Regions from separate parts of the Homo sapiens genome. Here region 2 is linked to region 1. A link is an interaction called in ENCODE POLR2A ChIA-PET data of the cell type or tissue named here. Cell type or tissue: GM12878. All regions are shown on one strand. Links, peaks and the distances in the headings refer to the core of each region. The heading gives the core; the rest is flanking DNA. Region 1 overlaps BCL2L2-PABPN1 (BCL2L2-PABPN1 readthrough). Region 2 overlaps SLC7A7 (solute carrier family 7 member 7).

Region 1 (5,379 bases), core at 283-5,282:
GGATGGGTGGAGGCTTAGGTAGCCGGACCTGCCTGCCACCCTCCTCTCCCACTCAGGCACAATGGTGCCTAAAGTGTTTCCAATCTCTGGGACCTCTGTACCCAAACTGAAACTCTAAATTGGGGCCCTAACTAATTTTCCTTTTGAGGTTGTGGGCATAAGTGCTGATCTAGAATACAGTCTGGGTCCCACACTGTGTCTCAGTGAGACTGTTGATGCCTTGAGATGACCATTTCAGATCTGAATCCCATGGGTGTGAGGGTGATGGGTACTCCAGGACTGGCCTATGCTGTGTTGTGGGCTTTGGTTCGGCTTTATCAGGGGCCAGGCATATGGGTTCTAGAGTACCTACCATGACCTAGAAGCATTTATGATTTATTTGAAGCCACACTGTTTGCATGGGTGTTACTTGTCTGTACCTCAGAGTCTGAGGATGTTAACTTTGGAACTCGCAGTCCTCTAGAACAGCTTCAGATTATGGCTTTTTCTTTTGAGGAAGAAATTATTCACTCCAGATGCATGCCCTGAGCCAGACCTCACTGCTGCACTTTCCAAGGTGCTAAGATTGCTGCTCTCCAATGCTAACTTTCTGACACAGTGCTCTAGAACCCTGCCTGTGGTCCTGAGCACTGATCACCTTAGCTAGACCATGGTTGACTCTTCTTGGAGATTTTCACTTGGTCCTAGAATGTGGCAACGTAGTTGTGCTCGCCAGAACGTGGGACCAAATTGGCCTCAGGTGTTGAGTCCAGACTTCTGCTTTTGAGAGAGGGCTGCACTTTTTCATGGTATTTCTAGGGGAGGTGGTAGGCTGCATGTGCCACTTGGTCTTGTTGTGAGTATGCTGACACCAGAAACTCAGAGCCAGCTTGTGGCAAGCAGTTGGGGTGGGGGGTCTCTGACTTGCTCAGGACAAACTAGGCCAGTGGTTTTCAAACTGCTTGGCAGAGCCCTGAAGTTTCCTAGGGGTTGCCTCAGGAGTCCTTGGGGAGATGAAGGGGGTGGGGAGCTGAGCAGGCTGGGCAATTTGCCCTCAAACAGAACAGCTCCCCTTGTAGCTGTCTTACATATTGGGGTTCAGGGTAAGATTTTATTTGCATTAAGGGGTTTGCTGCTGAAAAAAAGTTGGAAAACCACTGACTAGACCATCGGCTCCAAATTGGAGTCTGTGCTTCCTTCCCCAGGTATGGAGCACACTCTTCACCCTACCCTCTACCACAGGACACATATCCCTGTTAGCATTCCCCGGGACCTTTAGCCAAGAGGAGCTGCAGGGACCATGGCCAGGTTACCAAAATGCCCTGCTCTGAAGCCTTGACACCTGGGTGGAAAGAGAGGCTGTTTTCTGAAAGGGTAAAGGGCTTGGTCTGGATTCCCAGAAGCATAGCTTAGATGGGACCACAGTGGGCAATTTTGACCTGTCCTGCCCTTCTTAGCTTGAAGGGAAACCCCAGAGACTCTTCTGTCAGGGAAAACTAGGGACTCTCTTCTAGAGCCATATAGTTCCTTGGGATTAGCTCTTGGCCAAGAAGGCTGAGTATGGTTCCCAATTTTTAAATCCATTTCATTTTTTAAAAAATAAGGGAAATAAATGTAATTGCCATTTTTCAAAGATTAAGTAGGAGGAGAGGGGTTTCTTGCTCTCCAGAGCCCAAAGGGACAAATAGGGACTTTGTTTAGGCCAAGGAAGGAGCGGAAGTAGGGCAACTCGGTCCTGCGATTATTAATCCCACTCCCCACTTATTCTAGGGCACACAAACACTATTTTACTTTTTTAAAATCATAAAACGGCAGAACAGATTTGGTTAGTTTAGAAGAAAAGAAAGCTCTATAAATATAAATCTATATTCCTGTATTTTTATTTAATAATTTATAAATACCAAGTTCATTTGACTTTTATTTTTGTGTAATATGTAATGATCGTATTAAAAACAATAAATAAAGCCCAGAAGTTTAATGAGAAGGACTGAACAGGGTTTGTGACTTCTACACTGTATAGCCTGGGGTCAGGACATTTCCTTGATCCAATCATCTCTTCATGACCTTGTTAAAGGCAAGAATTAGAATAACAGGGATTTGAGAAAGTGTTGGGATCATTAAGAAAAAAAGAGTCTTTCCCCCATCCTCACCCCACTCCTATACCAGCCAAATGGTCAAAGCCAAGAATTCCTTCTATTTCAACCTGAGCCTTGGGAGGGTGTGTGTATATGGTACTCTGGGACTGCCACTAACAATAACCAAATGAGAAACAAAGAAAACCTACCAAAAATCTTTGTGTGATAGTAATCAAGCCCCCAGTTGTGGTTCAGGCTCTAATCAGAAGTGTGTGATAATAATGAACATTTCTCCATGGTGCCTTCCTGCCTACCTCAGACTTAAAAATAGGTCTGGGCCAGGTGCGGTGGCTCACACCTCTAATCCCAGCACTTTGGGAGGCCGAGGCGGGCAGATCACTTGAGGTCAGGAGTTCGAGACCAGCCTGGCCAATATGGGGAAACCCTGTCTCTACTAAAAATACAAAAATTAGCCGGGCATGGTGGTGCGTGCCTGTAATCCCAGCTACTCAGGAGGCTGAGGCATGAGGATCACTTGAACCTAGAAGGTGGAGTTTGCAGTGAGCCAAGATCGAGCCACTGTACTCCAGCCTGGGTGACAGAGGGAGACTCTATCTCAAACAACAAACAAACAAAAAATAAGGCAAGGCGGAGTCTGGCAAAAATGGGAGTCCCTGCTTCCTTTGCTGGTCCTGTGAGACATTTGGTTTCAGCCATTTTAATGCAAATTGATAAACTGGATGGAATTTCTAAGAATATTCAGCTCATCCTTCTCTACCTCTAATCTTGGACCACATCAAAATCATGTTAACTGAAACAGTGATCCTAATTTTAAATTTCAGGTGGGAATTTCTAGCCTTTCTGTAATCCAGTGCAATAGACTGGTACTTGGGTTTATGTGTTAAATTGCAAGAAATATAATTGTTTAGAGGAATCCAGCATTCTCTTTCTATTCTTTATACAAAAGTCTACAGGGGAAACCATATTAAAATCAGAGAGTGGCTTAGTGAATATGGCACTATGGGAAAGGAAATTAGATGTTCTTAATAGTTAATATCATCAAGTATGATAGCTGGTGTATTTATCTCCACTGTTGTGTGATTGATTTAATGATTGATTTGCATTTGCCTAGTTCCAAAAAATATTTGCAATATCTTACTATAATACACAAAATAATAGGAAAACATAAATTTTTTAAGTTGGGTTGAATTTCAAGTCAAGGTTAAGTAAAAAAAATAAGTAGGGGTAAAGGGAAAATTGAAATAAGATGGCGGCAAAAGGAAAATTAATGCACAGAAAAACATTCTATAAGTAGCATTTCCAAATACTAAAGCTAGGCTGTGAATTCAGCTGTGAGCTTCTTGGTGGCTAAAGCAAATTAAAATACAGAATGAAATTCACATTCCTCTTAGGATTTATAAAAGCCTATCAGTTACTCAAGAGGGGCAAAAAAAATTTTGTGGCTTTTCTAAGAAGACAATGATATAGTGGACACCACCTTCTGTGACATCTAAAAGCAAATATGATGTTGAGTTTTGACCACTGTTTCTTCTAAAAACACCAAATGGAGATTCAGAAGGTCCTAAGCGAGAAATAACACTGGTGGAGAACTGTATGAAGGAAATATAATCCATCTATCGCTTTAGATAGCCCAAAATTTAATCCTGTATTAAACCAAATCATCATAGAGCAGCATATTTGGGCTAAATTGTGATGAACCTAGTAGAACACACTTAGGACCTTCTGAATCTATTAGAAGGTCCTAAGTGTGTTAGGACAAATGACACCTTCAATAAAGTTGGGCAACACTTAGTTACAATTATTAGTAAATGGATAGATTGTAGATATTCTGTGTTGTTACTTTTTTAAATTTTTATTTATTTATTTATTTTGAGATGGAATCTCGCTGTGTTGCCCAGGCTGGAGTGCAGTGGCGCGATCTCGGTTCACTGCAACCTCCACCTCCCGGGTTCACTCCATTCTCTTGCCTCAGCCTCCCGAGTAGCTGGGACTACAGGCGCCCGCCACCACGCCCGGCTAATTTTTTGTATTTTTAGTAGAGACGGGGTTTCACCGTGTTAGCCAGGATGGTTACCATCTCCTGACCTCGTGATCCGCCCGCCTCGGCCTCCCAATGTGCTGGGATTACAGGCGTAAGCCACCGCGCCCGGCCCTCTGTGTTGTAACTTAATAGCAAATCCTTTGAAGACTTTAAAAGCTGCTTTAAGGCTGGGCGCGGTGGCTCACGCCTGTAATCCCAGCACTTTGTGAGGCCGAGGCGGGCGGATCACGAGGTCAGGATCACAAGGTCAGGAGATCGTGACGGTCCTGGCTAACACAGTGAAACCCCGTCTCTACTAAAAATACAAAAATTAGTTGGGTGTGGTGGCGCAGTCCCTGTAGTCCCAGCTACTTGGGAGGCTGAGGCAGGAGAATCGATTGAACCCGGGAGACGGAGGTTGCAGGGAGCCGAGATGGCGCCACTGCACTCCAGACTGGCGACAGAGTGAGACTCCGTCTCAAAAAAAATAAAAATAAAAAATAAAATAAAATAAAATAAAATTTGCCTTAAATGTAGATACAGGAGAAATACAGAAATAAATCGACTATTTTGAAACTCAGCAGAAAATACACCATAATGAAATGCTGTGTAGTTTATTCAGTCAGTCATTTATGCAGCAAATATTCAAGCATCATCTGTGTGCTAAGCACAGTTACAGGCTCTGAGGTAGAGTGAACAGACAGATGCAAATCTCTGTTCTCATGTTGCTTATATTATAGTAAAAGAAACAGAAAACTTAACAATTATGTAATATGTGAGAAGGCGATGAATACCATAAAGAAAAATAATTCATTGAGGGGAATGTGTGTGTATATATACACACGTAAGAGTTCAATTTTAAATTGAGTGGTCAGAGAAGGCCTCATTTCTAGGGTGACTTTTGGGTAAAACTATGACAAACAAAATTGGAAAAATATATTTATTGACATGGGAAGATGTTTGTCTTTTTTTTTTAATTGGGTAAAAAAAGAAAATAGATTAGAAAATAATATATACAGTATGATCCCATTTTGCTAAAATATTTATATCTGTGTGCCTTGATATATATTTGCATATTGAAACTTTCAGGAAGTATATATGCCAAAATATCATTAGTGATTGTCTCTGGATAGTGGGCTTTATGAGTGCTTTTATTTTGTTCTTTTTGCTGTCAGTATTTTCTGATTCTTTGACAATGAACATATATTTCCAGATATTTCCAGTACAGTATATGAAAACAAGTTCTTTAGGTACAAAATTTTTAAAAAGTTAACGAAGCAGGAT
Region 2 (5,379 bases), core at 324-5,323, 540 kb before region 1:
CTTTAACACCCTAGTTTCAGTACCTTATCCCCTCTCTTATAAGTCAGTAGTCTCAACTGGCTTTTCAACCCATTCTTCAAGTTAACCCTGTATAAAGCAAGCTCGAAACAATCCCTCAAAAGTCTTGCATAGGACCCTTTCCATAATGGCTCCAACCTACAATAACCCGCTCTTATCTCCTCCTACATGTTGAGTATCCCTGTTCTGAAAATCCAAAATGCTCCAATGAGCATTTCCTTTGAGTGTCAAGTCAGCACTCAAAAAGTTTCAGATTTTTAGAGCATTTCAGATTTTGGATATTCAGATTAGGGATACTCAACCTGTATTAAAACCCATACTGCTTTATCACAGGATTTTCTGATGCTATTTCTCCTACCTAAAGCCCATCTCTACCATTTGCAACCCTAGCCATCAAGATGCACTTTTTTTTTCTGAGAACACTTTGGTGGATTTTAAGACACACACACACACTTCTAGATGTAATTCTTCACCCTCTACTCCCATGGAAGTGATCGTTTCTTCTCTTAAACACCGTATCACTCACTATCTGTCATGGCAATCAATCATTACAGTGTATTCCATGTACTTTTTGCCTTATCTTAGAGCAGAGGTGTACCATTCCTTAGAGCATTTGGATTTCCCCTGTAGCGGTTAGCATAGTGCCTTGCCCGTGGTGAACATTCTGATCCACCAATAGTTTTTCTATTGGAATCTTTCAGAGCTTTCAGGAAGCTAGAACAGTCGCTTCTGCTGTTACTAAAGTTTCCCCCGCAATCTGGCTTTCAGTCTCATCCTTGAGTTCACTTACATTGAAGAGCAGAGAAGGCACTGGTGTGAACCGCTCAACATGGATCATGCAGATGGCATCAGGGAGATGGCCTTCTCTTGAGCCCACAAAGAAAAGCCTATGTTAGGTAAGATAGGAGAAGCTGAGAAAATTGGTGGACACGGTGCAGCCTGGTTCACCTGCCACATGGCCCTCCCTCTCTGCCATCCCTTCCTTCAAAAGTATTTGGATAATATGGACTGGAGCTCAGTATTAAGATTAATGACAACTGCAGGCTTCTGCTAGAAACAAGAAGAAAGAGGTTGTGGTATCGGTTGGAGAACACAAGTAATCAAAGGCTGGGTCCTGTAAGTTCTGTCCACTGCATAGCCCTTTGATGATACACCCCTCACAAAAGTTGCCACTCTTACCTAGAAGCAGCCACAATGGAGGCATTGAGGCCACCAAAACAGGATAATGCAACTGACAGTGGAATTATCCAGTTAAATATTCCAAATATCTGATCTGCAAAAGTCTAAGGGAAAAGAATGGAAGAGTCATTAGCAGGATCTAAAAGGGATGAAAGACATGGATGGGCATGCCCCCAGATTCCCCTTATTAGGTATTCCAACCTTTCTTCCACAGTGGGGTTAACAGGACCTTCTTGCAAGCCCGGTATTCTAAATGAACTCCTTTCAAGGCTGTCTACCCCCTTTCCAGGACTTTCAAGAGCCAGAATATACCCAGTACCCCACAAGACACCCTCAACCTTCTGCTAGTGAAAATCCTTTACCACAGCAACAGCATCACTGGCCAAGATGTCTCTCATGTCTAGCACAGTATAATAGGCCACATTGGTCAAGATATAGATGATGGTGACAATGGGCATGGAGATGCCAATGGAGAGGGGCAGGTTCCTACAGCCAAATAGAATAAAATGCACATTAGTCCCACAGTCATATCCCTATCTCTCCTTTAATCCTTAGACTCTCCCTGCCACACCGGTCTTTCCAGGGATGGAGACTGTTGCTACATTTCCTCAATGCATTTGTCTTTGACGGTGCCCTGGATAGTGGCTGAAGCTCTGAACACTTAAGAACTAAAGAACATTAGGGGAAAGGAATATCATATTAGGAGACAGGACTGTGCAGCTGGGAGCAGTGGCTCATGCCTGTAGTACTAACACTTTGGGAGGCTGAGGCAGGGAGATGGCTCGAGTCTAGGAGTTGGAGACCAGCCTGGGCAACATGGCAAAACCCTGTCTCTACAAAAAACTAGCCAAGCAGCTGGGCGTGGTGGCTCACGCCTGTAATCCCAGCACTTTGGGAGGCCGAGCCGGGTGGATCACCTGAGGTCAGGAGTTCAAGACCAGCCTGGCCAACATGGCAAAACCCTGTTCCTACTAAAAATATAAATAATTAGCCAGGCATGGTGGCATGCACCTGTAGTCCCAGCTACTCAGGAGGCTGAGGTACGAGAATCACTTGAACTCGAGAGGCGGAGGTTGTGGTAAGCCAAAATTGTGCCACTGCACTCCAGCATGGGCGACAGAGCGAGACTCTGTCTCCAAAAACAAACCAAAAAAAAAAAAATTAGCCAAGCGTGGTGGTGCATGCCTGTAATCCCAGCTATTTGGGAGGCTGAGGTGGGAGGATCACTTGAGCCTGGGGAGGTCAAGGCTGCAGTGAACCATGACTGGGCCACTGCACTCCAGCCTGGGCAAGGCAGCCAGACCCTGTCTAAAAAAAAAAAAAAAAAAAAAAAAGCAGGGCGGGGGGGATTAACAAAGACTGTCCCCAGCATCATAACGCACAGGAAAATGGGAGGTTGTTTTGTTTTATACCCCAAAGATCTTTTGGTGTCAGGATTCCATCTCTAAGATTATCAACATTGGCAATTTTGCCTCAAGGTTGAGAAATATAAAAAGAAATTATGGAGGCAAATTGTGAAATTTAACATCTTCAGAGAATAAGATAGGCCTTCAGTAGGAAGAGAAGTGTATGTATCTGACTAGCAGCCTGGAAGATATGTCTGCCCACCCCTTCCTCAGTTTGAGAACCTCAGGAGCCATCCTAACTGGTGGGCAAAAGAAAGATGCAAAGAGCTCTCAAGGTCCCTGTAGCCCAATAAAGCCATGATCTTTATAAGCATCCTTAACAGTAAGGCTGCCAAAAAAAAAGCACAAAGTGGGGCAAATACTCTGCAAATAGAGTCATGCAGTTTCTGTCCGGTAGGTGGAAGTACCACCCAGGCCTTGATCCTGCTTCTGTTATCTCTGTTCCCATAGCGTTACCACTAGTTGTGTACCAAGAGTGCTCTTCTGTTTCTCAAGCCAAAAGGAGTTTATTGGTATAAGAATTGTGATTCTTTTCACTTAAGCATTTACAGAAAGCTGGGCACAGTGGCTCATGCCTGTAATCCCAGCACTTTGGGAGGCTAAGGCGGGCGGATCACCTGAGGTCAGGAGTTCGAGACCAGCCTGGCCAACATGGTGAAACCCATGTCTCTACTAAAAATACAAAAATTAGCCAGGCGTGGTGGCAGGCACCTGTAATTCTAGCTATTTGGGAGGCTGAAGCAGGAGAATCACTTGAACCTGGGAGGCAGAGGTTGCAATGAGCCAAGATCACGCCATTGCACTCCAGCCTGGGAAATACAGCAAGACTCTCTCCAAAAAACAAAAAACATTTTACCGAAACTCCACTCCCTGGCAAATCTTAGTTCCCAGAATCATAGAATTTTAGAGCCAGGAAAGGCCATGGAGATCACAGAATTTAACCCCCTCAATTACAGATAAGGAAACAGGCAAAGAGATGGCCGGGCAACTCCCTCAAGGTTAGCCAACAAGTCAGTGGAAAGATCAACTCTAGGTCCTTGACTTCCTGTCCAGTTCTCTTTTCACTCTATATATAGACTACAGAGCAATAATGGTAGGGTGACTTAATTGAATGACTGAAACTATACCACAATGTCAGTATGAATTTAGGAAACAAGGAAGGTATCAGAGGGAAACACAGGAAGGTTTCTGGAAGTCTATATCCCAAAGCTATGTATGTGGGGATAAGGGTGGATAAAATATCTATCAAGGAAAATCTGTTTTAAAAACATACATAAGCATATAATACAACCTGCTTTAATTAATGCAGAAATTAATGAACAAATGTAAAAATGCCTTTAAAAATTTACAAAGCATACATGAGTAAGTTCATATTTTAGCCCTGTTACTGTGATCATAGACAAGTTACTTCTCTGAGCCTCAGGCCTCCCATCTATTAAAATGAGGCTGGTAAAATTAACCTCATAGTGGTTGTGGTATGCTGTCTGGCACGTAGTAGGAGCTCATTAAATGATGGCTATCACTGCTATGGAAAGTTGGTGGTGCAGTACCTACCTCTCAGGATTCTTGATCTCTTCAGTGACATAGTTGAGGGTGTCCCAGCCTGAGTAGGAGAACAGAGCTGAGTACAGTGCCAGGGCAATGTCACCCACTGCAAATGATGAACCCTCAAAGGAATTCTCAAAATGAGTAGAGGCTCCTGGAACCCAAGAACATTGGAAGGCAGGGGATTAGTGGCTCATTCTCCCACTTCAAGATGGTCAAGTAAAGGACTGACAGAATATGGTAATATAATAGCAGGTAAGTGGCCTACAACACCTTTGGCAGCAAGAGTACCAGTAAGGGAACAGGAAACAGAAGAGAGACGTCTATAGAGATAGACCAGAATGCCCTGCATCCTAATGACATAGATGGGGATCTTGACAGGAAGGGTCCAGGGTAGCTTTCTAGGATAAGAAACCACCATAGAGCAGAAAAGCTGGAGAATAGAAACAATGCAGTTCTGTTCTGCTCTGCAGGCTGCCTGATTCCTGCCTCCTATCACAATCTGCCAAAGGCAGCTCCCAGGGCATGGCTGTCAACCCTTTGCCAAGATCAGCCTCCTCTGGGAGGCAGCGTGCATGGAAGTTAAAGGACAGACTTTTGGGTCAGTTGTCCTGGATACAAATTTCAACTCCTCTACTTACCGGTAGCAACTTGGGCAAGATATTTAATTCTTTTTTTTTTTTGGGGGGGGGACAGAGTCTCGCTCTGTCGCCCAGGCTGGAGTGCAGTGGCGTGATCTCAGCTCACTGCAACCACCGCCTCCTGGATTCAAGCGATTCTCCTGCCTCAGCCTCCCGAGTAGCTGGGATTACAGGCGCCTGCCACCATGCCCGGCTAATTTTTGTATTTTTAGTCGAGATGGGGTTTCACCATCTTGGCCAGGCTGATCTTGAACTCCTGACCTCATGGATCCACCCGCGATGGCCTCCCAAAGTGCTGGGATTACAAGCACGAGCCACTGCGCCCGGCCCAAGGTACTTAATTCTGCAGGCTGTTTCCTCATCCATAAAATGAGAATAATAATAGTGCCCACCGAATAAGGTTATAGTAAGAAATGAGATAATGCACAAAGAGCACTTAGAGGAGTGCGGCTCACAGAAAATGCTTAAAAAAGATTAGTTGCTACTAATATTATTTCTTACCCTGGCCAAGTCTAACAATGCCTGCAACGATGACCGCGATCAGTGCCAATACTTTAGCATAGGTGAAAATATCTTGTACCAGGGTTCCC

What was found. ChIA-PET counts read pairs that join two places held together with the same protein. Peaks named below come from ENCODE experiments on the same cell type or tissue, not always from the same donor. Only the 100,000 strongest peaks of a DNase experiment are listed, where the experiment ranks them.
Region 2: POLR2A ChIA-PET joins it to region 1 with 6 read pairs; 6 of 35 experiments call an interaction of 5 or more read pairs at or near these places.

The regions. Positions count from the first base shown.
Region 1 is chr14:23,309,789-23,315,167 of GRCh38, forward strand. The region is part of intron 3 of BCL2L2-PABPN1 (BCL2L2-PABPN1 readthrough); the gene reads left to right. It overlaps BCL2L2 (BCL2 like 2), which reads left to right. Exons shown (of 4, transcript NM_004050.5): 4 at 1-1,963. Among named protein-coding and RNA genes, the nearest start is that of BCL2L2-PABPN1, 5.6 kb to the left of the region's middle. In GM12878, for the core only: no CTCF peak of the experiment used is centred there; no DNase peak of the experiment used is centred there.
Region 2 is chr14:22,774,636-22,780,014 of GRCh38, forward strand. It overlaps SLC7A7 (solute carrier family 7 member 7), which reads right to left. Exons shown (of 10, transcript NM_003982.4): 3 at 5,291-5,379; 4 at 4,158-4,302; 5 at 1,560-1,683; 6 at 1,198-1,301; 7 at 809-905. Among named protein-coding and RNA genes, the nearest start is that of OXA1L, 11 kb to the left of the region's middle. In GM12878, for the core only: a CTCF peak has its summit at 3,007 (motif pointing right); a DNase peak (open chromatin) is centred at 3,030; H3K27ac peaks cover 645 bases.